2 separate regions of the Homo sapiens genome follow, and region 1 is linked to region 2. Evidence: chromatin contacts called from ENCODE Hi-C or POLR2A ChIA-PET data. All regions are on one chromosome and are shown on one strand. The core of a region is the stretch at or near the end of the contact, and the rest is flanking DNA. Distances in the headings are between cores, read along the strand shown.

The links. Hi-C counts contacts between places; a loop is a spot of excess contacts on that map. ChIA-PET counts read pairs that join two places held with the same protein, here RNA polymerase II (POLR2A). Pooled maps may share reads with other maps.
Region 1: a map of OCI-LY7 shows a loop between it and region 2 (11-fold over the local background). The contact joins the enhancer-like site here to the promoter of VHL in region 2. A Hi-C loop is called at or near these places in 23 of 168 maps with a recorded cell type or tissue (B cell, CD4-positive, alpha-beta T cell, CD4-positive, alpha-beta memory T cell and 17 more), 37 of 37 single-sample maps with no recorded cell type and 29 of 50 pooled maps. POLR2A ChIA-PET finds 5 or more read pairs at or near these places in 22 of 52 experiments (A549, B cell, CD4-positive, alpha-beta T cell and 16 more).

The regions. Positions count from the first base shown.
Region 1 is chr3:10,224,058-10,226,757 of GRCh38, reverse strand. It overlaps IRAK2 (interleukin 1 receptor associated kinase 2), which reads right to left. Exons shown (of 13, transcript NM_001570.4): 10 at 325-387. Among named protein-coding and RNA genes, the nearest start is that of TATDN2, 23 kb to the left of the region's middle. RefSeq lists a silencer at 39-333 and enhancers at 447-496, 672-1,454. Within about 2 kb of position 1,342, at least 13 of the 41 ENCODE cell types and tissues checked have a DNase peak (open chromatin) inside an H3K27ac peak, as active enhancers do; they include CD4-positive, alpha-beta T cell, CD8-positive, alpha-beta T cell, GM12878 and 4 more, where a contact is called at or near this core.
Region 2 is chr3:10,140,328-10,143,027 of GRCh38, reverse strand. VHL (von Hippel-Lindau tumor suppressor) reads right to left here and starts at 1,250. Exons shown (of 3, transcript NM_000551.4): 1 at 841-1,250. The coding sequence starts at 1,180. It also overlaps the pseudogene LOC124906359. RefSeq lists an enhancer at 1-333.

The DNA of each region.
Region 1 (2,700 bases), core at 93-2,592, 84 kb before region 2:
TTAATAGAGACAGGGTTTCACCATGTTGGCCAGGCTGGTCTTGAACTCCTGGTCTCAAATGATCCACCCACATCAGTCTCCCAAAGGCTGTGATCACAGGCATGAGCCACCGCACCAAGCCCCAGATGCTATTATCATGAAAAAGCAATGGTTGGCTGGCAGGTGGGGATGGGAGGTTAAAGCTGCTTTGTGGGGATGCAAATGCAACCTTGTACCGGGCCTCATTTGCATGTGTAAAACTAGCTAGAATTGAGGTCGTTGCCCTCTCTACAGAGCTGTGAGGCCCAAATATACCTCCCAGCCAGATGTGACAAGTTCCCTTACCAGGTAAACCGGGCTTCGGTTGTTATCCATTGCAGGGATGCCCGTGAGGACCTCGGCCAACACCTGGAGAGAACAGAACGTGAGTTAGCATGGTTCAGACGCTCGTGCACACAGCCAGGCAGCAGATTCTGTCTTCTCTTCTCAGTTCTGAGCTCCAGGTGCAGCTCTGCCATTGCCAGCAGACACACCTGCCCAAAATCTGGAACATGGGAATATCACTAAACACCTCCTCCAATTAAAGATGCCACCAAGCTGCCAGTGGAAGGTTGTAATTAATTGATAGCCAGGCAGAGAAGATGGTTTTCAAAAATTCATGTGTGTGTGTGTTTATATGTATTACCATAAGATATATATAGGTATAGATAAATATAGATACACACACACGTATATATACACTATTTTTTAAAGATTGTTTCATTTAAAAATCCTTCAGCTGGCTGGGCACGGTGGATCATGCCTGTAATCCCAGCACTTTGGGAGGCTGAGGTGGGCGGATCACGTGGTCAGGAGATCGAGACCATCCTGGCTAACACAGCGAAACCCCGTCTCTACTAAAGATACAAAAAAATGAGCCAGGCGCGGTGGCGGGTGCCTGTAGTCCCAGGTGCTTGGGAGGCTGAGGCAGGAGAATGGCGTGAACCTGGGAGGTGGATCTTGCAGTGAACTGAGATCGCACCACTGCACTCCAGCCTGGGCGACAGAGCAAGACTCCGTCTCAAAAAAAAAAAAAAACACCAAAAAACCTTCAGCTATGGCAAGCAGGCATTGCTCTGTGAATCTCAGGGAAGGAAAGACTCTGCATGCAGGCAGGTATCTATTCTAGACAAATCTTGCAGCATCCATAGCATGTTTCACTCACAGGCCTTTACTAACATTATTTATTCATTAGCGCATCCACTCGCAGAAGGAGCACAACCCTGTATACGTGTAAGTCACCACAAAATTGGCAAACCATGATATATGTCTTCATAAACAGGAAACTGCTTTGAACAGGGTTTCTCAGTAGAGACAATGCTATGATGGCTAAGGGCTCTACAGTCAGGCCTGAGTTCAAATTCTGACTCTGTTCCTTATATGCTCAGGTGATCTTTAGGCAAGTAACTAAAACCTGAGCCTCAGTGTCCTCATCTGTTAAATGGGGACTAGCAGTTGTGAATATTAAAGGTGTGAAGACCCCACACTTAGTGTGGAACCTCTCTCCCACAGCATCTCTCAAAGCAAGTCAGAATAGGGTCACATTTATAGCCAAGAATCCCTCCAAGCCTGGAGGAAGGAAAGGATAAAGGTTTTAAACCACCCAGGATTAATAACAGACTGGCAGTGACCAGAAAAGGGCAGCAGAGGGCATCACTGCTGCAAGTGGGACAGGAGCCAATTGAAAAGGGACTCCTGACAGGTCCCTGCCAGGAAGGGACAGAACAAGGGGAAATGAATAAACAAAGACTTCCTGTGCCCCTTTCACAGAGCAGGCTCTGAGCCAAGTCCTTTATAGAGGTCACTGAGCACTCACCAAAAAACACTGAGCAATGCACTGTGATCCCCACAGGAGGAATCAAAGTTCAAAAGCGTTATCAGTCAACCAGAGGCAGGGCTGAGCAAAAGGGTGGCAGGAGCCAGGAGGCATTCAATGAATGAATGGATGGATGGGTGGTAGATGGATGGATGGATGGATGGATGGATGGATGGATGGATGGATGGATGGATGGGTATGTGGGTGGGAGGGTGGGTGCATGGGTGGATGAATAGATGGATAGGTGGGAGGGTGAATGGATGGATGAGGAAGTCATCTGTGACGCTAACACACCAGTTAGAAGGTCAAGAGTAAACAGATATCAGAAGGAGGGTGTAAAGGTGGGAATAACAATAACCACAGTCATCATAATATTCTTGGTAGGTGCAGGGTGCAGGGTGCCATGCTCACCTGCTTATATACATTATCCCATTCATCTCCATGTGTATCGTTAGCCCCATCTTACAGAAGGCTTAACTGAGGCCCAGAGACAGAAGTGCTAGGTGTAAGTCACACAGCTGAAAGTAACTGAGCCGGGCCTAGGGGTTCTATCCCCCTGGTTCTTTTTTTTCTTTTTTTTTTTTTTTGAGACAGAATCTTGCTCTGTTGCCCAGGCTGGAGTGCAATGGCGCGATCTCGGCTTACTGCAACCTCTGCCTCCCAGGTTCAAGTGATTCTCCTGACTCAGCCTCCCAGGTAGCTGCGATTACAGGCACATGCCACCACACTCAGCTAATTTTTGTATTTTTAGTAGAGCCGGGGTTTCACCATGTTGGCCAGGTTGGTCTTGAACTCCTGACCTCAGGTGATCTGCCCACATCGGCCTCCCAAAGTACTGAGATTTTAGGCATGTGCCACCACTCCCT
Region 2 (2,700 bases), core at 1-2,500:
TCTTACCTAGGGTTGGCTAGTTCCTACTCCATCCTGCTCTCTTCCTTCTCCGGGAAGTGCTCCTTAACTGAAACCACACAACCGCAACCCCTCCATCTCCCAGCAGGCAGGTAAGTCAATTTCCCACGCCACACACGGTCGGCTCTTCCGGCGCCAACATGACCCTGGCTTGTTCCTGTCTTTGCATCTGTCAGTCTCCCCAGGAGGAATGTGTTCTCCACGAGGGCAGGGACTACGCAGAACTGGCCCACTGGAGTCATGAGGACTGAACAGATGGGGTGTTAAGGATGCAGCTTTTCTTTGAGGGGAAAATACACGTGGGGTGGGGGACTGGGGGGAGCCACCTTCAAATGCAAACTATTCGGCCTTATAAAGAATGCTCTGGGCCGGGCGCGGAGGCTCATGCCCATAAGCCCAGCACTTTGGGAGGCCGAGGCGGGCGGATCACGAGGTCAGCAGTTCGAGACCAGCCTGACCAACATGGTGAAACCCCGTCTCTACTAAAAATATAAAAATCAGCCGGGCGCGGTGGCGCACGCCTGTAATCCCAGCTACTCAGGAGGCTGAGGCAGGAGAATCGCTTGAACCCGGGAGGCGGAGGCTGCAGTGAGTCGAGATCGCGCCACTGCACTCCAGCCTGGGCGACAGAGCGAGACTCCGTCTCAGAAAAAAAAAAAAAAAAAAAAGAATGCTCTGACGCTTACGAGCAGCGTCACCCTGGATGTGTCCTGCCTCAAGGGGCCTCAGTTCCCCGTCTGCAAAATGGACCCCGGGGCGGTAGAGGGGCTTCAGACCGTGCTATCGTCCCTGCTGGGTCGGGCCTAAGCGCCGGGCCCGTACCTCGGTAGCTGTGGATGCGGCGGCCCGTGCCAGGCGGCAGCGTTGGGTAGGGCTGCGGCTCGCCGTCGAAGTTGAGCCATACGGGCAGCACGACGCGCGGACTGCGATTGCAGAAGATGACCTGGGAGGGCTCGCGCGAGTTCACCGAGCGCAGCACGGGCCGCGGCCGCCCGGCCTCCATCTCCTCCTCGGCGCCCAGTTCCTCCGGGCCGGACTCTTCCGGGCCGGACTCCTCGGCGCCCGACTCCTCCCCGCCGTCTTCTTCAGGGCCGTACTCTTCGACGCCTGCCTCCTCCGCGCCTACCTCGGCCTCGTCCCAGTTCTCCGCCCTCCGGGGCATTCCCTCCGCGATCCAGACCACCCGGGCCGGACGCCGCGGGATCCGCGGGTCGGACGCGGGGCGGAGCTGCGTGCGCGCTCCCGAGTCGACCTCCGTAGTCTTCGCGCGCGCTCGGTAGAGGATGGAACGCGCTCGCGGAAATAGCCGGCCGGAGGCTGTGCGCGTGCGCAGAAGGATCCTCCAGCACCGTAGGCCGTTGTAACGGAGGCGAGGCTAGGCCAACTCGTTACTGTATTTCCACTATAAAATTTTTTTTCGCCCCTCTAAGGTTTGGTGTTTTTTTTTTTTTTGAGACAGGGTCTCACTCTGTCGCCCGGGCTGGAGTGCAGTGGCGCGAGCTTGGCTCACTGCAGCCTTGACCTCCCTGGCTCAAGCGATCGTCTCGCCTCAGCCTCCCGAGTAGTTGGTACTGTAGGCGCGCACCACCATGCCCGACTAATTATTTTTATTTGTTGTTTGAAACGGAGTCTCGCTATGTTGCCTAGGCTGGTCTCGAACTCCTGGGTTCAAGTGATCCTCCTGCCTTGGCCTCTCAAAGTGCAGGGATTACAGGCCTTAGCCACTGTGCCTGGTGGACTAACTGAATTTTTTTTTTCTTCATGTCAGACGCGCAATGTGCCGACGTCGTAACAAGGTTCGAGGGTGGCGCATCTCACACGGGAACACCCAATCATCACGCTTATAAAGTACAAAAAGTCAACTAACTGAATTCTTACAAGGCATGGGTGATTAGTAAAGAGGGAAAAATAATTAGACCTACTATGTGCAGAGCACTCTGGTGGAAATTGGAAAATCAGATATTTACTTCAGAGCAATTAAAACTACAAACATAAACACTCATTAACTTTGTTCATTTTACAAATATTTATTAAGGCCCTACTATGTACCACCTATGGTGATAAGTGTTGAAAATATTGTAAAAACCGGTCATGTTTCCTGCCTTCACTGCACTTCAATAAAAGCGTCATACGGTAATCAATCACACAAATAAAATAGCAACTATGGCCGGGTGCAGTGGCTCATGCCTGTAATCCCAGTACTTTGGGAGGCTGAAGTGGGCTGATCACAAGGTCAGGAGTTCTAGACCAGCCTGACAACATGGTGAAACCTCGTCTCTACTAAAAATACAAAAATTAGCCTGGCGTGGTGGTGCGCGCATGTAATCCCAGCTACTTAGGAGGCTGAGGCAGGAGAATTGCTTGAACCCGGGAGGCGGAGGTTGCAGTGAGCTGAGATTGTGCTACTGCACTGCAGCCTGGGTGACAGAATGAGACTCTGTCTCAAAAAAAAAAAAAAAAAAAGTGCAACTGTGACTAGTACGACAAAAAGAGACAGGGTACTATAGAAGGCTAAAGATCTGGGGGTCAAGGAAGATGGTACACAATTCTGTGTAATTAAATGTTCAATGATGTGGGATGGACTCAAGTGGAGAAGCAGCTCAGAAAAAGAAGGGTTCAGAGAGTTTTATATTAGTTAAAAATAATTTTTTTTTAGACAGTCTCGCTTTATCACCCAGGCTG